Regions from separate parts of the Homo sapiens genome. Here regions 1 and 3 are each linked to region 2. A link is an interaction called in ENCODE POLR2A ChIA-PET data of the cell type or tissue named here. Cell type or tissue: CD4-positive, alpha-beta T cell. All regions are shown on one strand. Each heading gives the region's core, and the rest is flanking DNA. Links, peaks and the distances in the headings are about the cores only.

Evidence for each region. Peaks named below come from ENCODE experiments on the same cell type or tissue, not always from the same donor. Only the 100,000 strongest peaks of a DNase experiment are listed, where the experiment ranks them.
Region 1: POLR2A ChIA-PET joins it to region 2 with 13 read pairs; 10 of 35 experiments call an interaction of 5 or more read pairs at or near these places.
Region 3: POLR2A ChIA-PET joins it to region 2 with 10 read pairs; 10 of 35 experiments call an interaction of 5 or more read pairs at or near these places.

What each region holds. Positions count from the first base shown.
Region 1 is chr4:83,080,290-83,091,274 of GRCh38, forward strand. PLAC8 (placenta associated 8) reads right to left here. Exons shown (of 5, transcript NM_016619.3): 5 at 9,759-10,682. Among named protein-coding and RNA genes, the nearest start is that of PLAC8, 29 kb to the right of the region's middle. RefSeq lists an enhancer at 4,064-4,113. In CD4-positive, alpha-beta T cell, for the core only: a CTCF peak has its summit at 4,136; a DNase peak (open chromatin) is centred at 4,012; H3K27ac peaks cover 1,687 bases.
Region 2 is chr4:83,212,468-83,223,452 of GRCh38, forward strand. No RefSeq gene overlaps it. Among named protein-coding and RNA genes, the nearest start is that of COQ2, 67 kb to the right of the region's middle. RefSeq lists a silencer at 131-180 and enhancers at 4,541-4,610, 7,068-7,327, 9,037-9,136. In CD4-positive, alpha-beta T cell, for the core only: no CTCF peak of the experiment used is centred there; DNase peaks (open chromatin) are centred at 4,784, 5,384, 6,984 and 7,424; H3K4me3 peaks cover 1,266 bases; H3K27ac peaks cover 3,198 bases.
Region 3 is chr4:83,067,945-83,078,929 of GRCh38, forward strand. COPS4 (COP9 signalosome subunit 4) reads left to right here. Exons shown (of 10, transcript NM_016129.3): 9 at 494-578; 10 at 7,353-7,874. The coding sequence ends at 7,486. Among named protein-coding and RNA genes, the nearest start is that of COPS4, 38 kb to the left of the region's middle. In CD4-positive, alpha-beta T cell, for the core only: a CTCF peak has its summit at 6,232 (motif pointing right); a DNase peak (open chromatin) is centred at 6,277; H3K4me3 peaks cover 306 bases.

The DNA of each region.
Region 1 (10,985 bases), core at 1,077-6,076, 130 kb before region 2:
AGTCTGAGTGGACTAAGTGGGGGATGATCTGCCCTCATTGTTGGGAGGCACCAACTACTTGACCAGGGTCCCAAACAGAACAAATATAGAAGGCAAATTGGTCTCTCTCTGAGATCTGGGACAGACTTTTCTTCTCCTGTCTTGGACCCAGAACTCCAGGTTTGCCAGCCTTCGGACTCCGGAACTTACACCAGTGGCCCCCTGGATCCTGAGGCTTTTGGCCTCAGATGGATAGTTGCACCATCAGCTTTCCTGGTTCTGAGGCCTTTGGAGTTGGACTGAACCATGCTACCGGTATCCCAAGGTCTCCAGCTTTCGGATGGCCTCACCGTGGGTCTTTTCAGCCACCATAATTGCATGAGCCAAGTTCCCTAATAAATTTCCTCTCATATCCTATTGGTTCTGTCTCTCTAGAGAACCCTGACTAATACAGATTTGGTATTGGGGAAGCTGAACATCATTTCTTCTTACTGTATTGCTTACCACACAATGGAAGAGATCTGTGAAATTGTTCCCTTGCAAAAAGGCTGTGTTAAGTGTATGAGGCTACTTAACAGTGAAACAGTTTAAAAGTTAATTGTTATTCGTGCTGCAAACGTAGAAAATCACCTAATTGCAATGGCTGAGAAATAACCAGACTTTCAGATGGACAGCAGGTACTTACGAAATTTGTAGACCACAACCACTCCCCAAATACAAGTACTGTGAGTGTTTTGAAGATCATAGAAGTGAAAACACAGGCCAAAAATACAAGAAATCTCTTATGCCAAATTATTTAATCATGTATGGCTTCTGCCCCTTTACACATAATGCCAACTCGATATGCTATGTATTTCATCTTCGCATTATTTTCAATACTGAAGGTAAATTTAGATCTCTCTTTTTTTCTTAGTCTGGCTAAAAGCTTGTCAATTTTGCTTAACTTTTCAAAAAACCAACTTTTTGTTTCATTGATTTTTGTATTGTTTACTTCATTTTAATTTCATTTATTTCTGTTCTGATCTTTATTATTTCTTCTACTAATTTTGGATTTGGTTTGCTCTTGTTTTCCTAATTCTTTAAGATGCATCATTAGATTGTTTATTTAATGTAGGCACTATAAGTTTCCCTCTTTTTTGATGTAGGCACTATAACGATAAGCTTCCCTCTTAGTACTGCTTTTGCTGTATCCCATAGATTTTGGTATGTTGTGCTCCCATTAGCATTTGTTCCAAGAAATTTTTAAATTTCTTATTAAAATGATCCATCCTTGAGAATGATCCATATGCTGAGGAAAAGCATGTGTATTCCACAGCCATTGGATGAAATGTTCCGTAATTATCTACTGGATCCATTTGGTCTATTGTGCAGATTAAGTCTGATGTTTCTTTATTGATTTTTCTGCCTGGAAGATCCATCCAGTGCTGAAAGTGGGGTGTCGAAGTCTCCAGCTATTATTGTATTGGGGCCTAACTCTCTCTTTAGCTCTTTTTTTTGTTTTGTTTTGTTTTGAGATGGAGCCTGGCTCTGTTGCCCAGGGTGGAGTGCAGTGGTATGATCTTGGCTCACTGCAACCTCCGCCTCCCAGGTTCAAGCTATTCTCCTGCCTCAGCCTCCCAAGTAGCTGGGATTACAGACATGTGCCACCATACCCGGCTAATTTTGTATTTTTAGTAGAGATAGGGTTTCTCCATCTTGGTCAAGCTGGTCTCGAACTCCCAACCTCAGGTGATCCACCTGCCTTGGCCTCCCCAAAGTGCTGGGATTATAGGCATGAGCCACTGCGCCTGGCCTTTTTTATTTTTTTAAGGAGGGGGGGGGTCTCACTACATTGTCTAGGCTAGACTCAAACTCCTGGGCTCAAGTGATCCTTCTGCCTCGACCTCCTGAAATGCTGTGATTACAGGCATGAGCCACCATGACTGGCCCTGACTGTGTATTTTCAAATAGCCTGTCTTCAGGCTCACTAATTCTTTCTTCTGCTTGATCAATTCTGCTACTGAAAGCCTCTAATGCATTGTTCAGTATGCCAATTGCATTTTTAGCTCTGGAATCTCAGTTTGATTCTTTTTATTTTAATCTTTTTGTTAAATGTATCTGATATAATTTTGAATTCCTTCTCTGTGTTATCTTGAATTTCTTGAGTTTCCTCAACACAGCTATTTTGAATTCTCTGCCTGAAAGGTCACACATCTCTGTTTCTCCAGGATTGGTCCCTGGTGGCTCATTTAGTTCATTTGGGAGGTCATGTTTTCCTGGATGGTGTTGATGTTAGTAAATGTTCTTCAGTGTCTGGGCATTGAAGAGTGAAGTATTTATTGTAGTCTTCACTGTCTAGGCTTATTTGTACCCATCCCTCTTAGAAAGGCTTTCCAGATATTTGAAAGTACTTGGATATTGTGATGTAAGCTGTATCTGATTTAGAGAGCACCCCAATCCCAGTAACACTGTTTTCTTGCAGACTCATGGAGGTACTACCTTGATGGTCTTGGAAAAGATCCAGAAGAATTCTCTGCATTATCAGGCAGAGAGACTCCTGTTCCATTCTGTTACTTTCTTCCAAGCAAAAAGAGTCTCACTCTCCTTGTTCTGAGCCACATAAAGCCGGCGGTGGAGTGACACAAGCATCCCTGTGGCCACCACCACTATGACTGCATTGGGTCAGACCTGAAGCCAGCACAGCAGTGGGGCTTGCCAAGGCTGGCTGTAACCACTTCCTGGCTACTGCCTATGTTTGCTGAAGGCCCTGGGGCTCTACAATTAGCTGGTGGCAAAGCCGGCCAGGCCTGTGTCCTTCCCTTCAGAGCCGTGAGGTCCCCCAGGCCCCAGGTGAGTCCAGAGGTGCCTTTTGGGAATCAGGGACTAGAGTAAAAAAACTTGGAAGTCTAGCTGGTGTTCTATTGTACTGTGGCTGAGCTGGTATTCAGACCACCAGATGCAGTCCTTCCCACTCTTCCTTTCCCTTCCCAAATGCAGAGGAGCCTCACCCCATAGCCACTGTCAACCCAGGCCACGAGGAGTACTGCCAGGCTACCTCCAATATTCCCTTAAGCATCGAGGTATCTTAAGTCAAGCTTGTGTTGAATGCTTCCTGCCTTGGGACTCGCCCTTCAGGGCAATGGGTTCCCCTCTGGCCTGGGGCAGGTGCAGAAATGGTGTCCAACAGTCAAGTCCTGGAATCGGAGACCTCAAGAGCCCACTTGGTGCTTTACCCCACTGTGGCTGTGCTGGTACCTAAGGTGCAAGACAAAGCCCTCTTTACTTTTCCTTCTGCTTTTCTCAAACAGAAGGAGTTTTGCCTTGTTGCCACCACAGCTAGTAATGTGCTGAGTCTCACCTGAAGCCAGCAAGTCTCAGAGGCTCAACCAAGGGCCTTGACATAGTACCTAAATGTAACTGCTGGTTATTCAGGGTCCTGCCAACCTTCAGTTAGCAGGTGATGAATGCTGCCAGGACTGAGTCCTTTTCTTCAAGGTAGTGGGTTTCCTTCTGACCCATGGTGTGTCTAGAAATGTCATCTGGGAACTAGGGCCTGGAATGGGGGCCTCACGACTCTTCCCAGTCCCCTATTCTGCCGCAGCTGAACTGGTATCCAAGATGCAAGATGAAGTCCTCCCCACTCTTCTTTCTCCTCTCCACAAGCAGAAGGAAAGGGTCTCCTTTGGAGCCACGGGCTGTGCAGCCTGGAGTTAGGGAAGGGGTGACGCCAGCACGCCCTTGGCTGCCTTAGCTGGTGTCTCAGTATGTCACCTGCCCTCCCAGTTAACTGCCTCTGGGCCTAGTTCAGCACTAGAACTCGCCTGAGATCTGCAGTCTTCATGGCCTGGGCTGCCTTTCAAGTTTACTTGGAGACCCAGACTGTAGCCCTCGGTGGTGAGGTTTGCAGGAACTCAAGTTTAGACCACTGGGATCAGTGATTCCCCTCTGGGTAGGGCTGTTATTAAATGCTCCCTCCATGGGCAGGCGTCAGCTGAGTTGGGTGTGGTTTTCCTTCCTGCCGTAACAGGACAGCACTGAGTTCAGTGCATCACAGTTGCTGTGTTCTCCCTCCCGTGCACGCAGAGATATCCTCAGTACCACAACACAGCTGCAGGGGCAGAGGGGCGTCAGTGATTCAGGACTGTTTTTGCTATTTCTTCGGTGTCTCTTTCAGCATTATAAAGTTAAGAGCAGGTACTATGAGTGCTCACCTGATTTTTAACACCTCATGAAGTTGTTAAATTGGTGTCCTTGTGGAGGGGGATGATAGCTGCAGTCTTCTATTCCTCCATTTTTCTCTGTCTCCTCATTTTTTTTTTTTTTTTTTTGGAGACGGAGTCTTGCTCTGTCACCCAGGCTGGAGTGCAATGGCACGATCTCGGCTCACTGCAGCCTCCGCCTCCAGGTTCAAGCGATTCTCCTGCCTCAGACTCCTGAGTAGCTGGGACTACAGGTGCTACCATGAACAGCTAAATTTAATTTTTTTAATTATTATATATTGTGGGCGAAGGATTACCTAGGTGCCGAGGCAAGAGACTAAAGGCACAAACTGTTTCAGTATAATAAAGAAAATAGAATAAGAATAGTCATAATACAAATTAGATATAGAGATGATCGTGGACAATTATCAATCATTATTATAAACATTATTAATCATTAGCTTTTAATATTACTCTTTGTTGCATTACTAATATAACCTAGGAATAACCAGCGGGTATAGGGTCAGGTGCTGAAAGCACATTGTGACAAGTTACCTAGAAGGCAAGAGCTGAGCCTTCTGTCACGCCCGCATAAGGGCCGCTTGAGGGCTCCTTGGTCAAGCGGTAATGCCAGTGTCTGGGAAGACACCCACGACGTAGCAGACCGCAAAAGGGAGTCTCCTTTCCTTGGTGGAGTCAGGGAACACTCTGCTCCACCAGCTTCTTGTGGGAGGCTGGATGTTATCCAGGCCTGCCCACAGTTATCCGGAGGCCTAAACCCCTCCCTGTGGTGCTGTGCTTCAGTGGTCACGCTCCTTGTCCACTTTCATGCTCCTCCAGCACTCCTGGTTCCTCTTTGAAGTTCGTAGTAGATAACGGTAGAAGAAATAGTGAAAGGCTTAAAGTCTTTGACCTTTCTTATAAGTGCATAGAAGAAAACGCTGATGTATGCCACCTTCTCTCTGCTTCAGCTACCTAAAAGGGAAGGGCCCCCTGTCCTATGATCACATGACTTGCTTCAACTTGTCAATCACTTAGAAGATTCACCCTCCTTACCCTGCCCCCTGGTCTTGTATGCAATAAATATCAGCGTGCCCAGCCATTCGGGACCACTACCTGTCTCCGTGTCTTAATGGTAGTGGTCCCCTGGGCCCAGCTGTTTTCTCTTTATCTCTTTGTCCTGTGTCTTTATTTATTACAATCTCTCATCTCCGTACATGGCGAGAACACCTGCTAAGCCCCGTAGGCCTCAACTCTACAATATATTTATTTTATATTGCCCAGGTTAGTCCCTAACTCCTGGGTTCAAGTGATCCTCCCACCTCGACCTCCCAAAGTGCTATAATTACAGGTATGAGCCACACCACACCCGGCCAATAATACACGTATCTTTGCAAGCATAAACATTCAGGTATCCTAACAACAGTCTCATAAGTATAAGAGTTATGAGTAGATGAACTGTATTCATAAAGAAATAGGCCAAAAAGTAAAATGTATTAACATATATGATTGGTAATTGTGTGCACTCAACTTTATAACTGTGGTCATCTGAAATACCAAGATGGACAATATAAGTCTTTTGACAAAATCAATAAAAATCCGCAGTGAGTTACCACCACACATGCAGTTGCCCAAAAAGCCAAGATCTCAAAATATTTTATCTTTCACAAATATGGATGTACAAAAAGAAGATATTTTATTGAGGAAGTTGCAATGTTTTTACATACATGCACAATGCTTACACAAATTCAGCTTCGTGATAATGCACTTTCATGGAGTCAAATTTGCAAAAATGCATAAAATGAATTAGAACTTTCTAAACATCTTTATACAATTTATACCTTCAGTATTAAAAATGGACTGAGGAGGCCGGGCACAGTGGCTCACACCTGTAATCCCTGACTTTGAGAGGCTGAAGTGGGCGGATCACTTGAGGTTAGGAGTTGGAGACCTGCCTGGCCAACATAGTGAAACCCTGTCTGTAGTAAAAATACAAAAATTAACACTTGAGCCCAGGAGGCGGAGGTTGGAGTGAGCTGAGATTGTACCACTGCACTCCAGCCTGGGTGACAAAGTGAGACCCTGTCTCAATAAAAAATAAAAATAAAAAAAGTATGTTATTATTTCCTGTTTTATTGTCTAAAATGGTCTATGAAGTGCTCTGTTGTGTTTTTATGTTTCTCAAATCTCCTTTAAAAAATATAAATAAAGAATTTTAAAGAATTTTTAAAATTATTTTGTCAAGAATTATATTTTCAGGATTTTAATCATTTGGGATTGGAATTTTGGGGATTTTGGACTTCAGGGATTTTGATCTTTCAGGATTTCATCATTTGGGATTATAACATTCAAGATTGTGTCTTTTGGGATTATGGCCCAAACCCATGCAATGGGCCAGTTCTTTGAAAGGAATAGTGTTCCATAACTCACACAAGGAGAAATAGAAAATTTGAATAGGCCTATACCTGTTAAACTAAATCAATAACTAATAACCTTCTATAATAGAAAGCACCAGGCTTAGATGGGTTCACTGATGATTGATCAAACATTTAAGAAATAAATCTTTGACCCAGAAATATTTCCTTAAAATTTTTTTTCTAAGAAAGAAATCATACCAATTCTCTACAATAGCTTCCAAAAAAATAGAAGCTAAGGGAACACACCCTAACTGACTCTAGGAGACCAGCATTACTCTAATACTAAAATCAGATAAAGACATGACAAGAAAGGGAAAACTACAGTCTCTCATAAACATAGATGCAAAAATCCTTAACAAAATATTAGCAAATCAAATGCAATAATGTGTAAAAAGAATGATATATTATGACCAAGTGGGATTTATTCCAGGTATGCAAGACTGATTCAACATTTGAAAATCAATTAATGTAACCCATCATATCAACATACTAAAGAGGAAAAAATCATGATTGTATTAATAGGTACAGAAAAAGCATTTGACAAAATCCAACACTCATTCAAGATAAAAATGCTCAGTAGGCCAGGTATGCATGTAATCCCAGCACTTTTGGAGGCCAAGGCAGGAGGATCACTTGAGCTCGGGAGTTTGAGACCAGCCTGGGCAACAAAACAAGACCCCGTCTCTAATTAAAAAAAAAAAAAAAAAAGGCTGGGTGCGGTGGCTCACGCCTGTAATCCCAGCCCTTTGGGAGGCCAAGGTGAGTGGATCACGAGGTCAGGAGATCAAGACCATCCTGGCTAACACAGTGAAACCCCGTCTCTACTAAAAATACAAAAAAATTAGCCGGGCGTGGTGGCAGGCGCCTGTAGTCCCAGCTACTCAGGAGGCTGAGGCAGGAGAATGACGTGAACCTGGGAGGCAGAGCTTGCAGTGAGCTGAGACCGCGCCACTGCCCTCCAGCCCGGGCGACAGAGCAAGACTCCATTTCAAAAAAAAAAAAAATGCTCAGTATACTTGAAATAGAGGGGATCTTCATCAATCATATACAGAATATCTACAAAAAACCTACATCATACTTAATGATGAGAGACTATATGATTTTCCCCTAGGTCAGGAACAAGGCAAAGATGTTTACTCTCATGTTCCTATTTAATATCATACCAGAATCCTAGCTAATAAGACCAGATAAGGAAATGTAGCTTTATACAGATTGGGAAGGAGGAATAAAACTGTCTTTGTTCACAGTCAACATGATTGTCTATATAGAAACACATACAAAAAGTCTCCTGAAACTAATAAGCAGTTATGGCAAGGTCACAGGATATAAGGTTAATGTACAAAAGTCAATTGCTTTCCTATATACCAGCAATGAACAATTGGAATTTGAAATTTTAAAAAAGTATGTATGTTGAAGGCAGGGAAGATTGGGAATTTTATGAGTGAAGAATTGGCAGGAGAGTGGGCTAAAGAGGTAAAATGAGGCTACACTGTGAAGAACCAAGGAAAATACTGGGGTCTGTTTGTTTTAGAAAATTCACAATTTGGCTGGGCGCAGTGGCTCATGCCTGTAATCCCAGCACTTTGGGAGGCCGAGGCAGGTGGATCACCTGAGGTCAGGAGTTCAAGACCAGCCTGACCAACATGGAGAAACCGTGTCTGTACCAAAAATACAAAATTAACTGGGGTGGTGGCACATGCCTGTATTCCCAGCTACTCAGGAGGCTGAGGCAGGAGAATTGCTTGAACCCGGGAGGTGGAGGTTGCAGTGAGCAGAGATCACGCCATTGCACTCCAGCCTGGGCAACAAGAGCGAAACTATGTCTCAAAAAAAAAAAAAAAAAAAAAAAAAAAAAAAAAAAAAACAGAAAGAAAGAAAAAGAAAAAGAAAAGAACAAAAAATTCACAATTTAACTCATGGTACACAGTGTATAGGATGGACTGGAGAGAAGGCAAGGGAAGCTGGAGTTTCTAGAGGCAGGAAGGTTAGTTTAGAGGGTATGAACATGATTTGCCAAAGAGGTAATAAGGTTTGGACTACATTTATGTCAGCAAAGAGGAGAGGACAGATTAATTCATTCAATAAGTGATTGAGTAGATACCTACTGGTGTCAGGCATTGTTCTAGGCACTGGGAATACAGCAGCAAACAAAATGATTGAGTAGATACCTACTGGTGTCAGGCATTGTTCTAGGCACTGGGAATACAGCAGCAAACAAAATAGATCACCCCTTGGGGCTTTCAAGTGGAGTATCGGTGACAGAGTGGGTGTCTGATTGGATATCGGGGAAAAGGAGAAAGGTGCGATGAGGCAATTCAGGGGTCATTGGTACCTGGATTTTTCACCTTGAACAACTAAGTGATATCATTGGACTTGTTGGGTAGACAAGGTCTAGGGGACATCCAGATGGACTCATTTTCACAGCTAGCAAGAGAGACATTCTGAAGATCAATAGTAAGGGAGAAACTGGAAGTACAGACTTTGGGGTCCTAAGAGGCAGTTAGAACCATGGGAGTAGATGATGCTATCTAGGAACGTGAGATGTGAAAGGAGTGGACTCAAGCTAGAACCCTGCAAAGCACCCACAGCTATAGGGTAAGTGGAGGAAAGGGCAGAGTGCTTGAATTTGTTGAGTGCCTACTAAGTTCCAGGTGCTTTGACATTTTGTCTCACTGAGATTTCACAATAAGTGTATAAGATAAATAGTTTTGCCTCTTACTTCCCCCACCCCAACAAATGAAATGGAATCAGAAGTGTAGGAGGAGAACTAGGGGAAATTAGGAAGTGAGATTTTCATCAGGGCAAAATGATGCTGACGGATCAAATGGGACAAGAAATGTGAAAAAAATCATTTTACACTTTTATCCATCTATTGATGGATAAAATTTAACCAAAATTGAGTCACTGAATTTGATCATTGATCAAATTTTTCTTACTCTGATAAGAGTTTTCAGAAAACTCTGATCAGAGTTTTCTTACTCTGATATCTCATATTCAAAAGGGAAAGAAAATCAACAACACAATAAACAACCTCCTGAGGAATGCAGTGTAAAAGCAAGGCTTGGTGTGTTGTTTCGCAAAAAATCTTGCTTTGTCAGCATTAATACTAACAGATAACATGAGAAGAGGCAAAAGTGTTGGCTAAATGTACCATAACTGCCTGGGAATAGTTATCTGTAGTCTATTTTTTTTTTTTCTCATCTAAAGTTCTTAGATGAAAGAGAGCTGGGTTACTGTGAACCAAAATCTCCTGCTAAGAAACCAAAGTATGGTGCAGTGGCTCACACCTGTAATTCCAGCACCTTGGGAGGCTGAGATGAGAGGCTTGCTAGAGGCCCGGAGTTCAAGACCAGCCTGGGCAACATAGAAAGACCCCCAACTCTAGGCTGGACGCGGTGGCTCATGCCTGTAATCCCAGCATTTTGTGATGCCGAGGCAGGTGGATCACGAGGTCAGGAGTTCGAGACCAGCCTGACCAAGATGGTGAAACCCCGTCTCTACTAAAAATACAAAAATTAGCTGGGCATGGTGGCGGGAACCTGTAATCCCAGCTACTCGGGAGACTGAGGCAGCAGAATCGCTTGTATCCAGGAGGTGGAGGTTGCAGTGAGCTGAGATCACGCCACTGCACTCCAGCCTGGGCAACAGAGCGAGACTCTATCTCAAAAAAAAAAAAAAAAAAAGAAAGAAAGATCCCCCAACTCTATTAAAAAAAAAAAAAAAGAAAAAGGAAATCAAAGTATAAGAACAAAATTATGAGACTGACCCTTGGAACTAACTAGTGAAAAAGACATTTTAAGGAGAGCAAAGAAGCATGAAGAATCTTATCAGTAAAATATTTCATTTGGTTTATATTTCAAATGTAATTTAAAAAGTTTATAAGCCAGGAAATTCGAATTCGATAATATGAAAGCAAGGAGAAACTAAGTTGCACCATTTAGCTAAGTTCAGGGACAACATTCATTTATAATAAATCAAAAATTTGATTTTTTTCATGCCATCAGTTGTACTTAAGCATATCCATCATATTTCAGTTGCAAAAGATGGTGAAGAACTCAAGCTGAAGAGGTGTCTGCTGAATTTTGTTGCTTCGGTAAGAGCTTTTCACCTATAAAGGACACACAAGAGTTTTGAATTTTCTTAAGGTACTTTTATAATTTTTAATAAACTTTTAATTGCAGAATCATTTTTGATTGACGGAAAAGTTGCAAAGATAGTACAGCGAGCTCTCATGTATCTGGCACCCAATTTTCCTGTTGGTTAACATCTTACATTACCATGGGAGGTTTGTCAAAACTAATGAACCCATACTGATGCATTACTACTAATCAAAGCCCATACTACCTTCAGATTACTCAGTTTTTACCTACTTTAATTTTCTGTTCCAGCATCTCATCCAGCATACCACATT
Region 2 (10,985 bases), core at 2,532-7,531:
AAGAATTTTCCTTCTGAATACAAAGCTTCAGGACTGTGTTCTTAATCACTGTTGACTGCAGCCAAACATTCAAGTTGGTTTTGTTCTGTAGGAGGGTTTGGTTACTGCACAGGTGGAGTTAGTTGAATTGTGGGCACCCACACCAGCTGAAACCTGTTTTGATATGCGCACAGTGTGAAACACACCCTCTGTGAGGTTTCTGCTTAAATATACACGATTTGGTGCCAAAATTAGAATCAACACCTGGGCAAGGAAGTAACACCTGACCTATCACTTACTATGTTAGTGCTACTTTCAGCAAAGGAAAGGACAAATATGGTCCTGTTTGGGAGGGGAAAAAAAGTGCCGTTTGACTTGATGCAAATCTTGAGAAAATGATGTCTACTCTGCTCTCTTCCCCTAAATTGACACAATCATGGGAAAAATGGACAGGAAAGCATTAACAAGACACAATTGTAAAAGTTAACAGTAACACAGGCAAGAATCCACTTCTCTATTAAAACCAGGGAGCAGGTTTCTTCAGATAGTTTCATGGTGTACCTGGTTGTTAATTAGTATTAATTTCACTGAACTATATGAACATTAGCTATCCTCACTAGATGTTCTCAGGCCCAGAATGAACAACATGCTCAGTGGACCACTGGACCAGACACTTAGTTTTTAAGACATGGCAAAGACTTTCTCTCTGCTGCTCTTTCTGCAGATTCCAGTCTGGGACACCGGGAACCATGGTTTCCAGACTTTTGAGAACTGTCTCAATTTCAGATATTCCGTTTCTGGTCAAACCACAGCTTCTTGGAGACAAGGGACTGCCATGTCTCATATGTCACTGTGTATCTGTCTCCAACAGAGTGTTTGCATATTGTACATAATGGATTAATTGCATGTCTGCCAATACAGAAATAATCACCACAGTTATGAGAGACATTTAATAAAACCAGAGATGTTGGAGTGTCAGTGCAGACTTGCCATTAAGTAATTAACTGATATAATGAATAAACAGTTATTGAGCACCTACTCTGTGTCAGGCACTGTTGTAGATACTGGGGTTACAGAAGCAAATGAAACAGGCAAAAATTCTGCCCTGGTAGAGCTTAAGTGAGGGAAACAGATAAATAGGAAAACTAAATCGATTATGTGGCATATTAGATGGTAATAGAAAATATGGAGAAAAATACAATAGGGAAGTATTGCAGTGGGGTTGTTTGCAATTTTTGATAGGGTAGTCAGGGAAAGTGACATGTGAGCAGAAATGTGGAGGAATTATGCAGCGAGCCAGGCAGAGACCTGGGGAAGAGCCCTCCAGGCAAAGGTACTGCATGTGCAAAGGTCCTGAGGTGGGAGCATGCCTGGCACTTTCAAGGAAGAGCAAAGAGGTCAGGATGGCTTGAGTAGAGAAAACATGAGTGAGAGAAACAGGAGATAACCGGGGTCAGAACACGTAGGGCAAGCTTGTCCAACCCGCAGGTACCCACAGGCCTCATGCAGTCCAGGATGGCTTTAAATGCAGCCAACACAAATACGTAAACTTTCTTAAACCATCATGAGATTTTTTTTTCTTTTAGCTCATCAGCTATCATTAGAGTTAGTATATTTTATGTGTAGCCCAAGACAATTATTCTTCCAATGTGGCCCAGGGAAGCCAAAAGATTGGACACCCCTGATGTTGGGTTTCATAGGCCACTGTAAAGACTTCAGCTTTTATCTGAGTCAGAGTGGAAGGCACTGGAGAGTTTGATCAGAGGATAATAATGATGATAATATAGTCATGCATCATTTAACAACAGGGATACACTCTTGAAAATGCATTGGTAAGCAATTTTGTCCTTGTGTGAACATCATAGAGTGCACTTACACAAACCTAGATGGTATAGCCTACTACACACCTAGGCTATATGGTATAGCCTAGTTCTCCTAGGTACAAACCTGTACAGCATGTTACTATACTGAATACTCTAGGCAACTGTAACACAATGGTATTTGTGTATTTAAATGTAGGAAAAGTATAATAAAAATACAGTATAAAATATTAAAAATGGTACACCTATATAGGGCACTTACTGTAAAAGGCGCTTGCAGGACTGGACATTGCTTTGGGTGAGCGGATCTCAACTCATACCCCAGAATCCCTGCTTGTCTGTGCTCCCATAGTGTTTACACCCTGTAGCACTTTTTTCTATCTGTTATAATTACAGATTTGGCATTTATATCCTCTCTTAGCAGTGGTTTCCTTGAATGCAGGTGCCACATCTTGCTTTTCCTTGTAGTTCTCTGAGCTCCTAGCACAGGGAAAGGCACGTAGTAGGCATTCGTTGAATGAATGAGAGAAGGAGCTACAGTGGGAAGAACCTGGGTATTATGTCTGGAAAGACTCATTTTAGGGTCCAATCTCCACCACTTCTAATTGTCCACTTATTTGACGCTGGTTGTGCAAGTTGCTTAAACTTCACGAGCCTCACTTCTCTCATCTACAAAATGCAGATAGTAATACCTAGTGAGGCTTCAATGAGATAATGCATGTCAGCACTTGGTACACTGTTCACTCTCTTTCTCCTCCTCTTGAATGAGGGAAGACAGTGATTTCTGAGGAAGGGTTAGGTAGAGGAAGTGTTAAGCAGACCAGAGGGACACTTGACCACTCAGCACTAGAAAACTCTGAAGCCTGCCAGGTTTTTGGTGGGCCTCTCTCCACACCGTCTCTTCACCCATAGCTGGCTTTTTCTGAGAACAGGTACAGGAGCAGGTACAGACTCAGCTCAGAAATGGAAGGAAATTATCTTGACATAATAAAGGCTATAGCTAATAATCATACCCAGCGGTGAAAAACTGAAGGCTTTCTTTCAAGATCAGAAACAAGACAAGAATGTCCATTTTCTACATTTCTACTCAACATACTATGGGTAGTACTAGCCCAAACAATTAGGTAAGAAAAAGAAATAAAAGGCACTCAAATTAGAAAGGAAGAAAAAAATTATATATGTTTGCAAATAATATAATCTTATTTGTAGAAAATCTGAAATATTCCAGAAAAATAAAAAACTGTTAGAACTAATACATTTAGCAAAGTTGGAGGATACAAATTCAGCGCACAAAAATCAGTTGCATTTTTAAAGACTGACAATGAGTAATCTGAAAAAAGTTAATAAAACAATCCCATTTACAACAGCATCAAATAAATAAAATACTTATCCAAGAAAGTGAAAGGCATATAGTAAACTGTAAAACATTGCTAAATGAAATTAAATAAGACACAAACAGAAAGACATCTCATGTTCAGGGATTGGAAGCATTAAAATATCCATACTACACAAAGCAATATACAGATCCAATGCAATGCTTATCAAAGATTCCAATGTCATTGTTTATAGAAATAGAAAAAAAATACTAAAATCCATATAGAATCTCAAAAATAGCCAAAACATCTTGAGAAAGGAAAACAAGGCTGGAAGCCTCACACTTCCTGATTTTAAAGCATTACAGAGGTAGGGTAATTAAAACAGAATGTCACTGACATAAAGACAGACATATAGACCAATGGTACAGAATAAGGAGCCCAGAAATAAACTCTCATGTATATCATCAAATGATCTTTGACAAGAGTGTCAAGACAACACAATGGGGAAAGGATAGTTTCTCAACAAATGGAATTGGGAAAACCGGATATCCACCTGCAAAAGAATGAAATTGGACTCTTGACTGTACAAAAATTAACTGAAAATGTATTAAAGACCTAAATGTAAGACCTGAAGCTATAAAACTCTTAGGAGAAAATATAGGAGGAAATCTTCATGACATTGGATTTGGCAATGATGTCTAGTGTATGACACAAAAGCACAGGTGACAAAAGCAAAAATAGCAAGTGGGACTGCAAAAACTTCTGTGCAGGAAAGGAAACAATCAACAGAGTGGAAAGGCAACCTGCAGAATGGGAGCAAATATCTGTAAACCATAGATCTGATAAGGAGTTAATATCCAGAATATATAAAGAACTCCTACAACTCAACCACATAAAAATAAATAATTCGATTAAAAAATAGGCAGGCTGGGTACAGTGGCTCATGCCTGTAATCCCAGCACTTTGGGAGGTGGAGGCAGGCGGATCACCTGAGGTCAGGAGTTCGAGACCAGCCTGACCAACATGGAGAAACCCCGTCTCTACTAACAATACAAAATTAGCTGGGTGTGGTGGCGCATGCCTGTAATCCTAGCTACTCAGGAGGCTGAGGCGGGAGAATCGCTTGAACTCAGGAGGCAGAGGTTACAGTGAGCTGAGATTGTGCCATTGCACTCCAGCCTGGGCAACAAGAGTGAAACTCCGTCTCAAAAAAAAAAAAAAAAACCAAAAAAACAAATTAATTGCAGCTTTTGCCATTTTTTTTTAAATATGGAAACCACAATTACTTTTGCAGCAATCTAATAAAGTAGTCAAACTCCTAGAAACAGAAAGTGAATGGTGGTTAACAGGGGCTGGGGGAGAGGGGAATAGGAAGTTCTTTAATAGGTGTTTCTGTATGGGAAGATTAAAAAGTTCTGGAGATAGACCATGGTGATGATAGCACAACATGTGAATGTACTTACTGCCACTGAATGGTGCACTTAAAAATGGTTAAGATGGGTCCTGGGCAGGGTGGCCCACTCCAAGGCCTGGGTGCAGTGGGAGGGTCCTGACGTGGTGTCCCTAGAGGCCCTCCCTGCCCCTTTCTCCCCCTGAAAGGCGTGTGTCCCCTCTCTGTACCTCGCTGGAAGCCCAGCCGCTGGCGCAGCACGTGTTCCTGGCATACCAGGCTCACGTGCATGTTAGTGAGCCACAAGATGCAGGGATGGAGAAGAAAGCCTTCGCCTACCAGTAGCTGCCTGCTAGGCACCAGGGGATGGGCTGATTTGCTCCAGAATGAATCCACATCAGGAATAGCAGTTACAATTGAGGCCGCCACCTGATTAAGTCTGTAGTAATCTCTCATTCTCCAGATCTGCCTGTCTTCTGCAAAGGCCAAACAGGCCAAGTGAGGACACCTTGAGATGGTGGACCCCCGCCAGCTGGGAAGAGGACCCTCACCTGACCATGCTGATGCTCTGATTGCAGACTTCCAACCTCCAGAACTGTGAGAAAATAAATATTTGTTGCTTAAACCACACACAAAATGGGCTAAGATGGTGAATTTTATGTATATTTTCCCACAGATACACACATACACACAAGATATACTTGAACAACACCCGCGGGGATTCTGATTAATCTGGGGCTTGGGAAAATGCATTTCAAATATGCGACTGAGGTGGTTTTGATAGGGGTAAACAAGAAGTGAAAGAAACAGGAAGATGAACTGTTACCCGTAATGTGAGAAACCTATGAGGAAGCTGAACCACCCTGTGGGGTTCTGTCACTGGGAGTGACTTCCTGGTGTTCTGCTGAGCTACTCATTTTTCACTGTTTTGGTTATTGAGGTTGAACTGCTTGAATGAAAGGTGCGATACTGGGCTCTGGGTGGGGAGAGCAAAATCTGTTAATCTCAGGGGAGATGATCAAATACAAGAAGTGCAGAACTGAAGCTCTCAAAGGGACCTTGGTAACTTCTAGCAGCTCAGCTCTCCACTTCCTCCTCTGTGCAGTGGGAAAATGAAGCCCAGTTTACGTGTTGTTATTATAGAGACCAAATGAGATAAAAGGTGTGAAAGTGTTTTTTACTTTTTAATCAATTACTCAGTTTACTCATAGGGTGAGTGCTTAAATATGGGCTCCATAAAGGGTCAGGGCAAAAGTTCTCAACCCCGAGTACATATTAACATTACTTGAGGAGCTTTGAAAAATACCCAGATTGACCTCCTCCCCTCCACGATTCTCAGTCCACTGGTCTGGGGAGGGCACCGAGTTTGGGCATTTTTTAAAAATCTCTCAGGTTTTTCTACTGGCAGCCAGGCTTGAGCACTACCCCTCTATTAGTGGTGAATTCTAAGTGGTAAAACGGGAAAGGCTTAATCAAGAAGGACTTGTTTGAGCTAGACCTTATGTAAGATTTGAGGAATAATATTTTGGGACTAGGTAGTATATATACACACTATAAAATTTAGAAGTCTAAAAGGATTTATCATGAAAAGTGTATCTTCTCTGTCCTTCTCTCTGGAGGGGAGTCAGCAACTCTGACCAGCTCTCTTTATTTTTATTTTTTTGAGACAGGGCCTCACTCTGTCACCCAGGACCCAGGCTAGAGTGCAGTAGTGTGATCATAGCTCACTGTAGCCTCGACCTCCCAGGCTCAAGTGATCCTCCTGCCTCAGTCTCCCAAGTAGATGGGACTATGGGTGCACACCACCACGCCCGGATAATTAAAAAAACATTTTTTTTTTGTAGAGATAGGGTCTTCCTATGTTACCAAGGTTGGTCTCAAACTCCTGGGCACAATTGATCCTCCAGTCTCAGCCTCCCAAAGTTCTGGGATGACAGGCCTGAGCCACTGCGGGCGGCCTTGACCAGCTCTCGTTTATAATACTGGAGATACTCTTTACAGTTGCTATTAAGGATCTTGTCAGATTGGTCAGGGGAAAGGAGAGGAAAAGAGCAGGTGTCATTTTCTGTTCCACAACCTTCCACTAGGCACAGAATATCATTTGGATAGGTATAACTTGATTGAGGAAATCCATTTAAGAAAAAAATAGAAAGTTGATTTTCAGAATAGGGCTTTCTTCTTTCCCTCCTCCTCCTCCTCCTTTTCAGTTTCTTTCTTTCTTCCTGTCACAGTAAATTCTGAGCAGCTTGAATTTTTAAAATTTAACTTTTTATTCTGAGGTAATTGTAGATTCACATGCAGTTGGTAAGAAATAGTACCAAGAGATCCCATGTACATTTTGCTTAATTTTAATTCATTTTCATTCCAGTACTAATCAAGATATTTCAGATCAAACTCTCTAGTACTGTTTTGAAAAACTACAACCCAGAATTGAGAGTGAGGTTGCAGGAGAGGGCGGGGCTGTGGAGGAACAACGTGTTTTCGTGTTTTCGGTCTTCCCTCATTGTTTCTGGGAAATCACAACTAACATGCAATGTGCCCGTGGCACAGTCCCAGCTGGGGACTAATTAAGACTCTCTGGCAACAGATGCTGTCCGCTCGTTTATATTAATAATGTCCTCCTTTGTGTGCTGGACATGCCAGGGCAAAGGAGGCCAGCTCGGGGAGAGGCTCTCTACCAAAGTGGAACCAGCAGTTTCTACCTGGGTCCTGACTCCAAGTCAGAATATGAGAAAACACTGCACTTGCCCATTCCAGATCCTGCCTTCCTGGTCTCCAGACTCAGGGAAACTAACAGATGGAGGCAGCAAGCCATTCCTGACTCTCAGGTGTCCACGCTGACTCTGAATGGTTACTGGATTCCTGGATAGCACAAGCCCTCTGTCAAACGTGATTCACAAACACAGATCACATGATGACAGAGTAACTGCGGTCCTTCTCTGCCTCTTCCTTTTTGTACTGCATTGGCAGGAAGGAACACCTGGTCAGAAGCAGGTGGCTGGAAGAAAGAGGTTTTAATCTTTTTCCAGTCCAACTCATCTTCCACAGCAGTCACCTGCATACTGTGTAACAAGTGGCCAATGCATTGAAAATGCAAACCATCAGGCCTGAGATTTTATGGGTAAGAAGGTTGCTGGATTATGCATTTCCCCGCTATGGACGTTTTGGCCCAGTATTTCGTTCTTATGCTTATGTCATTTGTGTTAATATAATACATCTGGATATAATAATACTTGGTATTTTTTTGTCGTGTGTTTTTTGTTTTGTTTTGTTTTTTGTTTGTTTGTTTTTGTTTGAGACAGAGTGTTGCTCTGCCACCCAGGCTGGAGTGCAGTGGCGTGATCTTGGGTCACTGCAACCTCCGCCTCCTGGGTCCAAGCAATTTTCCTGCCTCAGTCTCCTGAGTAGCTGGGATTACAGGCACACACCACCACGCCCAGCTAATTTTTGTATTTTTAGTAGAGACGGGGTTTCATCATGTTGGCCAGGCTGGTCTCCAACTCCTGACCTCAAGTTACCTGCCCGCCTTGGCCTCCCAAAGTGCTGGGATTACAGGTGTGAGCCACTACACCTGGCCTATGTGGTGCTTTTGGTAAGGGATCTGGTACCAACACGTTAGGCTTCATCACATTTGTTAAGGTATTTAAAATATACAACGGAAGAAAGAGTAGAACCCGACCACTAATAAACATGATCCCAGGCTTCTATAATCATGTGAAGTAGAACACTATGCACACATATGAAATTTAGGCACGCTCTTTTCTAAACTGATGATAACTACCATTTGTTAATATATTCTGGGCAGAATGTTAATGTTTTGCATGACTTCATTTAACCCTTACAACAAGTCTATGATATATGCTGTTATTATGTCCATTTTATTGTTGGAGCAACCGATGCCTGCAAAGGTGAAGTTATTGCTCAAGGTCCACATGGCTGGTGGGTGAGGCAGGGTTTGGACCCAAATCTGTCTGGCACTGAAGCAGGGACTCTTTGTCTGTGTTATATATACAGCTAGTGAAGCCTTTGGACCTCTTCTCAGAATACTATTTTCAAATGCAAAAAATAAAATACACAGTACAAAGAAAAGCAATTCTCTGTCACCCAGGCTGGCATGCAGCAGTACGATCTCGGCTCACTGCAACCTCCACCTCCCAGGTTCAAGCAGTTTTTCTGCTTCAGCCTCCTGAGTAGCTGGGACTACGTGCATGTGCCACCACGCCTGGCTCATTTTTGTATTTTTGGTAGAGAAGGGGTTTCTCCATGTTGGGTAGGCAGGTCTCAAACTCCTGGCCTCAAGTGACCCACCCGCCTCGGCCTCCCAAAGTGCTGGGATTACAGGCATGAGCCATGACACCTGGCCTTGAAATACCGAAGTATAGTTTTCAACTGCGGTAGGCAGCCTCAAAGGTGGTCCCTACTCATGGTATTTATTCCTTCATGTAATCTCCTCCCTTTGAGTTGGGGCTGGACCTAGTGACTCACTTCTGATGAACAGAGTATGGGAGAAATGATGGTATGCCACTTCTGAGATTAGGTTCCAGAGAGATTGTGGCTTCTTGAATGCTTTCTCTTGCTCTCTCTTGAGTTGTTCCCACTTGAAGAAGCCAGCTGCCACGTCCTAAGGTAGCTGTAAGGTGGAGAGGTCCATGTGTCTAAGACCTGAGGCCTTCCAACAACCACGTGAGGGAGCTTGGAAGCAGCCCCCACTTTGTGCGGTCTTAGAGAACAGAGGCCCTGGCTGACACCTTGTTACGGCCACGTGACACAACTGGACCCAAAACCACCTGGCTAAGCTGCACCTGCCTTCCAAACCCACAGATAACAAATGTTTGCTGTTTTTAATCACTTGTGAAGTAATTTGCTATGCAGCAATAAATAATATGTCAACCTATTAAAATAAAATAAATTTGGGATATATATGTGGTCTCAGTGAGAAGGCATGTCTGAAATATAGGCAAATTAAAGTTAGATTTTTATATTTTAAGACATATTGGCATGAAGGCTATTGTTCCTTGGCTTGAATAAGAAGATTAGAAAGTGCGACAAACTTTGTCAAGTGTAATAACCACATTTTCTAGTTTCTGTATTTGATATTTGACATCTGGGGCCTTGTGACCCTAGAGAGACTGCCATTCCCAGGGCTAGTCAATACCTAGAGATAATAAATGCTTCACCCACCTGGGAGCGTGCATTTCATATGCAAACCAGCTAGTCCAGAGCTCATACCCAAATCACCTTCTTTTTTTGAGACAGGGTCTCACTCTGTTGCCCAGGCTGGAGTGCAGTGGAGTGATTTAAGTTCACTGCACGCCTGGCTAATTTCTGTATTTTTAGTAGAGACGGGGTATTGCCATGGTGCCCAGGCTGGTCTTGAACTCCTGGAGCTCAACTGATCTGCCTGCCCCGGCCTCCCAAAGTGCTGGCATTACAGGTGTGCACCACTGTGCCCGGCTTCAATCATGTCCTTTATTGTTTTCTTACACTCTAGGCCACTGTCTGCCTGGCCTAATCACCCCAGGGCCTGCTACCTGGCCCCTGACAACTAGAGACACTCCCTCCACCCCAGAGCCCGCTGAAATTATTCAAGCCAGCCAATGTGAGGCCTACTTACCCTGCTGCCCACTCTGTTCCTTCTCGAGGAGACCAAAAAAGGCTCTTGCCCATATATTCCCGTCTCTGCCTCCTGACTGACCCCAGTGTTCTACATGTCACATCCCTCAGCCCCATGGCATGGTGCATCCCCTTCTCTTGGGATCTGTGAATATAACCAACTGTCTTGTCAATGGCAGTCATCTCCTGATCTGTTGGCCTTGCAATACCTAAATAATATGAAAACCTACATTTTAAAACAACAATGCAATATGCATGTCTTCGTAGACATTGTCTATTTTATTTTTTGTTTTGATAATTACAAGTGTTAAAGATCTTGTTTCACAAAGATATTTTGTTGCAAATGAAATGACAGCTTTCATATCTGATTTTTCAAGGCTTCTCTCAAGGAACACCAGAATTATCTAAGACTTTTAAAGTTCGACTCCAATTTTCTCTTTTTTGTAACAAAAGTCTTGCTCTGTCACCCAGACTGGTGTGCCGTGGTACGATCTCGGCTCACTGCAACCTCCGCCTCCCGGGTTCAAGAAATTCTCCTATCTCAGCCTCCTGAATACCTGGGATTATAGGCACGTGCCACCATGCCTGGCTAATTTTTGTATTTTTAGTAGACATGGGGTTTCACCATGTTGGCCAGGCTAGTCTCGAACCAATACAACTTATATTAAAAAGGATATGACTGTGAATTTATGGTTCAGCTTTGATGCCATTATGACAGAAATAGTTGTTGAAAGAGTTTTAAGTGTCTCTAGATGTACTTAGCTTTCTCTTCTTAAATAAATGGACAGAGAACTTTGTAGACATGGAATTACGGAGAAACAATGTATATCTCTGAATGAGCAATACAGAACACGGGAGAAATAGGCT
Region 3 (10,985 bases), core at 4,147-9,146, 140 kb before region 2:
GTAAACATTAAGTATGTCTTCAGGAGTTAGGTAGTAGACCTTTTGCTTTCTTTTAATTGTCTTTTAAACCCTTTCAATTTCTTTTTGAATTTCACCATCTACCTTTCAATTTTTAAAGAGTTTCTGGGGTAGCAAATACTGTGGAAATTGAAATAAAATAAGAAAAACTAGTTTGTTTGGGTTTTTTTGAGGTATGGATCCTAGTAAGAAGAAAAATTGATAGTTTGCTTTTGAGCAGAGGAGAAAATGATAGTTATATTCTTGTCCAAAATCTCACAAGAAAAACAGATCCCAGTTAACTTAAAATAATGGCTTATGTACAGCAAGAATTGGGAAATAGCCAGATTTACAAGATTTACTCTTCTAGTGGCAGATTAATGTATATGTAAAGTTTAGTGATGGTAGTTAAACCAGAAGCTTTCTGTTCTCTTTTCATATGTGAATAACTAAAAGATATGATAAAGTTTCTGAGAGTTTTTTTTTCCCCCAATAGGCGGAAAAGATAGCATCTCAAATGATAACCGAAGGACGTATGAATGGATTTATTGACCAGATTGATGGAATAGTTCATTTTGAAAGTAAGAGGTTTTGTGTATTTCTGTCATAATGAAATAGCAGTGAACTGTTATATTTGTGATTAAAACATGTTGGACAGTTTCCTTTGACTCAGAATCTTACTACTGGAATGAGCTTATTTCCCAAAGAAATAATTTAAAATAATTTTTAAGAAGTTATATTCATGAGGCTGGGCATGGCGGCTCATGCCTGTAATCCCAGCACTTTGGGAGGCCAAGAAAGGTGGATCACTTGAGGTCAGGAGTTTGAGATCAGCCTGGCCAACACGGTGAAACCCTGCCTCTACTAAAAATATAAAAATTAGCCAGGTGTGGTGACAGGCACCTGTAGTCCCAGCTACTCAGGAGGCTGAGGCAGGAGAATCACTTAAACCTAGGAGGCAGAAGTTGCAGTGAGCCGAAATTGCAGCACTGCACTCCAACCTGGGTGACAAAGCGAGACTCTGTCTCAAAAAAAAAAAAAAAAATTATATTCATGAATCTACTTACTGCAGGATTTTCTATGTTAAGGAAAAATTTGAAACTCAAATTGTTGTATCAGTTCATTCATTTATGCATCAAATATTTATTGACCACATACCATGTATCAGGCATATGGAAATGACAGTTGCATTTCCTATTCAGCAACTCATTAAACTAATGGAGGCAGACAGGTAAGTGGATCCCTTGACTTTTTCATTGTCTAATACCTTCCCAGCTCCTTATTCCCACCTCATTTACACCCTGGACCTTGCTGTACCCAGAACTTTTCCACTTGCAAAATTTTTATTTGAAATATCTCACTCTGGCCATAACCTTTTTCTTGTTTCTCTAGTGGTCTGTGGTCTGTCTCCGTTACTCTCAGTTCAATTCTTCCTTGACCTTATTGGAGTTTCTGGTCCATTGACTCTTCTGTTTTCTTCCAGTTAGCATAATCTTTTTTGTGCTGGAGAAGAGTCGGGCATCAGACAGGCTGATACCTCTCTAAATTCGAGGTCACAGGTCCTCAGCACTACATAGGATTCATGGTACATTTCTGTAGTCCACTCTTTTTCCTCCTTTGCAATGACTATTTCAGGTTTGGTTTTTCTTAAATCTCTGACTTTTCTCCCCATTTATTCTCAGTAGAAAACCTTGTTTCCTATTTCAAAGGGGAAAAAAGCCATCAGTATGAAATATTTTAATTTCCTTTTTTAGTTATTTTTTTCTCTCATTCAATTTGAAATTTTAACTTCTTTATCAGATGTAGAAACACTTTAATTTTAGATATAGATGTGAATCTTTTTCTTCCTTCGTGTTTTACTGCAGATGGTTTTCGTCACCCTGTCTGGTTGTTCCACTTGGGCTTTGGACCTTTTCTCTGATCCTTTCCCTTTCCCCTCCCACCAAAAAACACTGGTTTAGGAACCTGAGGTTAGCAGTTATTTTTGTCTGATTTTATCCTTTTTTTCCTACTGGCTTCTTTCCATCAATATTTACACATCCTCAGGACTCCTCCATTTTAATGAAAATCCTTTTATCTTCCAAATCTCATCTTGACTTTTCAACATATCAAATAGTGTTGATCTCTCACTACTTTTTGAACCTTCACCCCACCACCACAGCTTGACTTTTGTCATCTCTTCCATCCGATTCTACTTTTCCTCTTATATCTCCAGCTATCCTTCATAGTCATCTTTGTAGAATCTGTAGTACCTTTAAGTTTAAATACTAGTTACTTAGGGCTTAATCCTAGACCTTTCCCCACTTATGCTACTGAGTTTCCATGGGTAATCTCATCTATTTCCTTTGATTCAGTTACTGTCTCTGCATAGACAATGCCTACATTTACCTTTCTAGAGTGATTCTAAGTCCCAGCCCCATGGTTCTAGTTTACTACTAAGGTGTTTCTACCTGATTGCTTCATGGGCATCTTAGCATGAACATATCAAAAACTGAATTTATTATCTTCCCTTCTTGTGTGTCCCCCACGACTAACCAGCCAGCCATCCCAAAACTGTATTGTTAGCTTTCTCCAATACTCCTTATCCTTGGGCTCAAACCATCCTCCCACCTCAACCTCCAAAATCCCTGAAGTGCTGGGACTATAGGTGTGAGCCACTGTATTGGGTCCTTTTCTTCATTTCTTACTATCACCAACCTATTCTGAACCCTACTATTATAACCTCTTCAGGTGTTGAGAAATAACCTCTTTCTTTCCTTCTCATATCTACAATTGCTCCTTTCTAGTTCAGTTCCCTAGTACAGCTGGAGTGATTATTTTCTTTTAAAAAATGCAAGCATAAAAAAGAAATAAACAAATAGTTAAATCATGTTATTCTTTTGTTTACACTGTAATGAATGTCTTCCCCATTGCTTGTAGAACAAAGTTCTACAAAGTCTCCCAAAAGCTGGTCCTGGTCCTTTCTAGCTTTCTCTTGCATAAGTCTTCTTTTTATTTTTTTCAGCATTGCAAATTCTTCCCCCTATCAAACATTCTGAAATATTTACCCCTTTCCAGCCATCTTCTCTTTGTCCCATGTCTCAATTTGAATATCCTTAATCAGTAATGATTTTCCTGACTTTCCAGATTAGATATGGCTTTAAATTATATATTCTCATGTCAGCCTGAATTTCTTCCTAGAATTTATTTTAGTTATTTTCAGTTGTGTAACTATTTGTCTAAATGTCTGTTTCTGTTTCCAAGTTAAGCTTCCTGGTGATAGGTATTAAGTCTGTCTTATTTTCCATGGTACATCCAACATCTGTTCCAGTGTCTGGCACATTGTAAATGAGAAATAAGTGTTGAATAAACAAACACAGCATATGATGAGTAATATAGCATTTCCCCTTCTGTGCATTAATGTTGCTTGTCTATTTCCTCCCTTCCCTCACAACTCTCCTTCTGGCCTTCCAGTATCAATTTGCTGTAGCTTTTGTTATAATGATTTTTTTTTCTTAAGAGACAACTCGCTGTGTTGCCCAGGCTGAGGTGCAGTGGTATGATCATAGCTCACTGTTGCCTCAAACTCCTGAGCTCAAGCTGTCCTCCTGCTTCAGCCTCCCTAGTAGCTAGGAAGGACTACAGGTGTACACACCGCACCTGGCTAGTTGTTTTTCTTCTTGAGATGGGGTCTTGTGGTGTTGCCTAGGCTGGTCTTGAGCTCCTGGCCTCAAGTGATCCTCCTGCCTCAGCCTTCCAAACTGCTAGGATTATAGGTATGAGCTATTGTGCCTGGCTTTTTTTTTTTTGAGATGGGAGTCTTGCTCTGTTGCCAGACTGGAGTGCAGTGGCGCAATCTCGGCTCACTGCAACCTCCACCTCTTGGGTTCAAGGGATTCCCCTGCCTCAGCCTCCTGAATAGCTGGGACTACAGGCACACGCCACCATACCCAGCTAATTTTTTGTATTTTAATAGAGACGGGGTTTCACCATGTTGGCCAGGATGGTCTTGATCTCATGACCTCGTGATCCGCCCGCCTCGGCCTCCCAAAGTGCTGGGATTACAGACGTGAGCTACCGCTCCTGGCTGCCTGGCTGATAATTTTAACTTTATCTGTAATATGTGTCACAAATATTTTTTTCCATTCTGTCAGGTTTTCTTTTTCTTTTTCTTTTTGAGATGGAGTTTCTTTCGCTCTTGTTGCCCAGGCTGGAGTGCGATGGCTCAATCTCGGTTGACCACAACCTCCACCTCCTGGGTCCAAGCGATTCTCCTGCCTCAGCCTCCCAAGTAGCTGGGACTACAGGCACGCACCACCACGCTCATGCACCACCATGCCCGGCTAATTTTGTATTTTTAGTAGAGACAGGGTTTCTCTATATTGGTCAGCCTGGTCTTGAACTCCCAACCTCAGGTGATCAGCCTGCCTCAGCCTCCCAAAGTGCTGGGATTACAGGCATGAGCCACTGCACTGCACCCGGCCGAATTCTGTCAGGTTTTCTTCTGGAAGACAATACATAACATAAACACATTTTTAAATTTTTTTGCACTCAAATAGGTCAATGTTTTATTTTATGGCTTTTGAATTTCCTGTATTGATTAGGAAAGACTCTTCTACCTTGGAATAAAACTAGTGTTTTCCTAAATTTTTCTAATATTATTTTACATTTAGGAATTTAATCCATCTACAGTTCATTTTTGTGGATAATTTTAGGTTATGGTCTAGTTGTTTTTTTCTAGGTGAATAGCCAATTATCCAAGTATCATTTATTAAATAAAACATCCTTTCTGATTAAATTGTGATCTTTGACATATCTGATTAGGTTCCACATATATGTTTGCATCTATTTCTGTACTCTGGTTCCACTGATCTGCAATAATATGGTAATAAACAAATTTATAATAAATTTTAGTATTGGTAAAGCAACTCCTGCTTCCCACTCCTTTTTTTTTGTTAAATTGAAATTCACATGGGCTGGGCACAGTGGCTTATGATTGTGACCCCAATGCTTTGGGAGGTTGAGGTGGAAGAATTGCTTGAGCTCAAGAGTTCAAGTCTAGCCTAGGCAACATAACGAGACCCCATTTCTACAGGATAAAAGAAAAAAAGAAGGAAATTCACCTAACAGAACAGTAGCCATTTTAAAGTAAACAATTCAATGGCCTGTAGTATATTTACAATGTTGTACAACCTCTATCTCTGTCTAGTTTCACGACATTTTCATCTTTCCAAAGGAAGCCCTTGCCCTTTAAGCAGTTACTCTCCATTCCTTCCTTCCCCCAGCTTCTGGCAACCACCAATCCATCTTCTGTCTCTGGATTTACCTAGTCTGGATAGTTCATATAAATGGAATCATACAATATGTGACATGTGACCTTTTGGCTGATTCCACTCAGCATAGTATCTTTAGGGTTCATCCATGTCATGGCAGGTAATCAGTGCTTCATTCATTTTTATAGCCGAATAGCATTTCATTGGATGTATATACCTCAATTCCACCACTGGTTTTCATTTTCAGAATTATCTTGGCCATTCTCAAACACCAATTTTTTTATGTTAACTTTAATAATTTTGGCCTGGTTAGAAAGCAAAATAGAAAAAAAAAGGGGGATTGTCTTTGGGATTTCTTTAAATTTATTTATTAAAGGAGAAGGATTGATATTTTTATGTTATTGTATATTTCCACCTGGGAATGTGATTTGTGTCTACTCAAGTTATCTTTTGCCCTTTATTAAGATTTTATAGGTTGCGGCTGGGCGTAGTGGCTCACGCCTGTAATCCCAGCACTTTGGGAGGCTGAGGCGGGCGGATCACGAGGTCAAGAGATTGAGACCATCCTGGCCAACCAACATGGTGAAACCCCGTCTCTACTAAAAATACAAAAATTAGCTGGGCGTAGTGGTGCATGCCTGTAGTCCCAGCTACTTGGGAGGCTGAAGCAGGAGAATCCCTTGAACCTGGGAGGTGGAGGTTGCAGTGAGCTGATATCGCGCCACTGCACTCCAGCCCAGATGACAGAGTGAGACTCCGTCTCAAAAAAAAAAAAAGATTTTATAGGTTGCTTTTTCACTAAATATGTGCCCTTTTTTGTAAATTTTGGTACTGTTTTGAATGGGACATTCCTCTCAATTTTTTATTTCTAACTATATAGTGTTGGTAAGAGAAAACCCTGGTGGATTCAAGATGACTTTTTTTGAGGGATTTAAATGGTATGATATTTATCCTTCAGTCAAGTACAGATTTGAATGTGTAAACAGACTTGCTTTCCCCAGTAGGTGGCAGTGTCTTAGGAATCTGCAAGCCTTGGTGATGAAAAGACAGCCTCAGTCTTTTTTTGTTGTGGTTGAGGTTGTTGGGTTAGTCGGTTTTATTTCGTTTTCACTAGTAGTAGTAATAACATGCATCTGTATGTATTTGTTTTATACCTTGTGCCAGTAATTTGGGTACTTTTGAAATGCTAGAAATTTAAAAAAAGAAAAAACACTTTTCTTAACTGCTGTTTAAATAGCTTAGTTTTATTAGCCAAGATTTTTTAGAGGTTTTTTTTTTTTTTTTTGGAGATGGAGTTTCACTCTTGTCGCCCAGGCTGGAGTGCAGTGGTACGATCTTGGCTCACTGCAACCTCTACCTCCTGGGTTCAAGTGATTCTCCTGTCTCAGCCTCCCGAGTAGCTGGTATTACAGGCGCCCGCCACCACGCCCGGCTAATTTTTGTATTTTTACTTTTCTTTTTTTTTTTTTAATTCTTTAATCTTTGTATTTTTAGTAGAGACACGGTTTTGCCATGTTGGCCGGGCTGGTCTCAAACTCCTGACCTCAGGTGATCTGCCTGCCTCGGCCTCCCAAAATGCTGGGGTTACAGGCGTGAGCCACCATGCCTGGCCTGAGTTTTAGACTTTTAAAAGCTAATAGAAGTATTGGCTGGACGCGGTGGCTCATGCCTGTAATCCCAGCACTTTGGCAGGCCAAGGCGGGTGGATCATGAGGTCAGGAGTTCAAGACCAGCCTGGCCAAGGTGGTGAAACCCCATCTCTACTAGAAATACAGAAATTAGTCACGGTGGCAGGTGCCTGTAATCTCAGCTGCTTGGGAGGCTGAGTCAGGAGAATCGCTTGAACTCAGGAGGTGGAGGTTGCAGTGAGCCGAGATCCTGCCACTGCAGTCTAGCCTGAGTGACAGAGCAAGACTCCATCTCAAAAAAGAAAAGTATTTATTGTTTTTATTTTTTTTGAATAGCTTTTTTCTGTTTTTTAGGTATTTAAAAGGAACATGCCTCTTCCAAGAATAGGCATGTAAAAAGTATATATCTTTTAACTCACAGTTGCTGTGAATACAAAGGAATAATTTTAATTTTGTACATTTTTTTTCCCCTTAGCACGAGAAGCCCTGCCAACGTGGGATAAGCAGATCCAATCACTTTGTTTCCAAGTGAATAACCTTTTGGAGAAAATTAGTCAAACAGCACCAGAATGGACAGCACAAGCCATGGAAGCCCAGATGGCTCAGTGAATCCTTGCAGAACTTCTGTGCACATGACATCTTTTTCCATGTTGTGCAGATCAGTTTCACTATCTCCAAAGCATTTGCATCATGACCTTATACATTTCAATCCCTTTTATGCTGGATTCCGTTTAAAGAAGACATTATTAGAGCAGGAAGTACAAGCATTTAAAATATGTAGTTCCCATATATTTCAGGGTCTCTGTGTATTAAGCTAACTCAGATGTTTTGAAAGCTTTTTCTTTAAACAGAGGTGAAATATCTGTGGCTAAAAAGTTTGAGATTTGTGATAACTTTGTAGTCATGTAAAACTTAAGTGCTTCATGCCTCTCCAAATGTGGTTATTCTAATAAATGGAGAAATGAGCCAAATAAAAGTAGTACTTTGTTTTTAGTTAGCGAAGAGTATTTTGTTCCCTTTTCCTTCGGTTCAGCAGACATTGATTTATGCCCTATGCTAGAAATACAAAGATGAGTCATAATGCCTGTTCTCCAGGCATCCAAAGAGTCAAAGAGCCAAGAGACAGTAAGTTTAATACTTGTATTTGCTCCAGCTACTAGAGCACACAGAGAGTAGCTCTTCAGTTAGGAGAGAGAAGTCAGGGAAGGCCTCCACAGAGGGTTATTTTAGCTGAGCTTTATAGAAAAACATGGGGAAAGGACTTGAAAAAGTATGTAGGTGACTTTTAGTATCAGCTCCAACATGTAAAGAGCTTGGAAGTCATCACATCCCTCCTCACAGCAAAAACAAACAAAAAACTGTACAGATTGGAATATCAATGGCTTTTCTTAGATCCATGGAAGAATTAAAGTCATAGGACAAACCACCACTCAAAACCCTGGAGAGACAGGCAAATACAGAGAATCACAATTGGGATCAGCTTACTGGGAGAAGAGGCTGCTGGTCAGTGACTGCTAGGAACACTAAAATGGTAATTATTTAGATATTTTCTTAAATGGTAAAAATAAATATATATAAAAAAGTAAAATGGTAACAATGACAGCTACAGTAAACCTCAAATACAGCCCAGCTCCTATCCAAATTAATATAAAGCCTCATATTAAAAGCCTAGTTACTGGCTGGGTGCGGTGGCTCATGCCTGTAATCCCAGCACTTTGAGAGGCTGAGGTGGGCGGATCACTGACACCAGGAGTTCAAAACCAGCCTGGGCAACATGGCAAAACCCCGTCTCTACTAAAAACAGAAAAATTAGCCAGGTGTGGTGGTGCACGCCTGTAATCCAGCTATTTGGGAGGCTGAGGCAGGAGAATCACTTGAACCTGGGAGGCAGAGGTTGCAGTGAGCCGAGATTGTGCCACTGCATTCCAGTCATGGACACAGAGCAAGACTGTCTCAAAAAAAAAAAAAAAAAAGCCTCATTACCTATTACTTGATGCATCATGTGTGGCTTTCAACCAAAAAATTATAAAGCATGCTAAAAGGTTAGAAAAAACACAATCTGAAGAGCTATACCAGCAACTGAACCAGACTAAGATATGGCAGGAGTGCTGGAATGATCAGACCAGGAAATTAAAACAACTATGATTAACATGCTGAGGACTCTAATGGAAAAAAATAGACAAGTTCAAGAACAGATCGGTAATATAAGCAGAGAGATGGGAACTCTAAAGATTTGAAATGCTAGAAATAAAGAAAAAAACACTCTCACAGAAATGAATGCCTTTGATGGGCTTATCATTAGTCTACTTGGCCAAGGAAAGAAACAGCCTGATAATATGTCAATAGAAACTTCCTAAACTGAAATGCAAAGAGAAAAAGGAATGAAAAAAAAAAAATTGGGACAGAATATCCAAGAACTGGAGAACAATATAAAAGGTGTCACATGTGGTCAGGCGCGGTGGCTCACGCCTGTAATCCCAGCACTTTGGGAGGCCGAGGCGGGCACATCACAAGGTCAGGAGATTGAGACCAGCCTGGTTAACACGGTGAAACACCGTCTCAACTAAAAAATACAAAAAATTAGCCAGTGGTGGTGGGTGCCTATAGTCCCAGCTACTTGGTAGGCTGAGGCAGGAGAATGGCGTGAACCCGGGAGGCAGAGCTTGCAGTGAGCTGGTATCACGCCACTGCACTCCAGCCTGGGCGACAGAGCGAGACTCTGTCGTGTCACATGTGTAATGGGGATACCAGAAGGAAAAGAAAGAGGAAGAGAAGAAATATTTGAAATAGGCCGGGCACGGTGGCTCACACCTGTAATCCCAGCACTTTGGGAGGCCGAGGTGGGCGGATCACGAGGTCAGGAGATCTGGCTAACATGGTGAAACCCCGTCTCTACTAAAAATACAAAAAATTAGCCAGGAGTGGTGGCAGGCGCCTGTAGTCCCAGCTACTCGGGAGGCTGAGGCAAGAGAATGGCATGAACCCGGGAGGCAGAGCTTGCAGTGAGCCGAGAGCACGCCACTGAACTCCAGCCTGGGCAACAGAGGGAGACTCCTTCTCAAAAAAAAAAAAAAAAAAAAAAAAATTTGAAATAATGTTTAAGAATTTTCTGAAATGAATAATAGACACTAAACCACAGATCCAGGAAGCTAAGAAAAGGCCAAGCAGAATAACTACCAAAAAATTGACACCTAGATGTATATCTAAACTGTAGAAAACCAAAAACATAAAATCTTGAAAGAAGCCAGAAGAAAAAAACACATATAGAGAAACATGAATAACATTGGATTTCTTGTCAGAAATCATGCAAGCAAGAGCCAGAATGGAAATATTTATGATGTTAAAAGAAAAACTTCACAAACATAGGATTTTATCCAGCAAAATTATCCTTCAAATGTGAAGGAGAAAAGCAAAGAGAAAATCAAATTGAAAAAAAGAAATAGTGAAGGAGAAATGAAGACTAAAACTAAGGAAATTTAAGGCTGGGCATAGTGGCTCAGACCTATAATCCCAACATTTGGGGAGGCCAAGGCAGGTGTATTGCTTGAGCCCAGGAGTTCAAGACCAGTTTGGGCAACATGGCGAAACCCCGTCTCTACAAAAAATATAAAAGTAGCCAGGCATGGTGGTGTGTGCCTGTGGTCTCAGCTACTTGGGAGGCTGAAATGGGAGGATTGTTTGAGCCAGGGAGGTGGAGGTTGCAGTGAGCTGAGATTGCACCATTGCACTCCAGTCTGGGTGATAGTGTGAGACCCTGTCTCAAAAAAAAAAAAAAGGATTCTTTTTTTGCCAGGAGACATACTTTGCAAGAAATGTTAAAGTAAGGTTTCCAGAGAGAAGGAAAATGATATGGATTAGAAACTCAGATCTACATAAAGAAAGGAAGAGTATCAGAGCAAAAAAACAGGAAGGTAAAATCTTTTTAAAAAATTTAATTGATTTAATAGATAACTTTATTTAAAGGAATTATAGCAACAATGTGTGGATAGCTATAGCCTAGGGATAACTGAAGTGAATGACTGGAGTGTAAGTGATGGGAGGAAGGAATTGGGAATACCCTGTTATGAAGTATCCGCACAACCATGACACAGTATAGTGTTATTTGAAA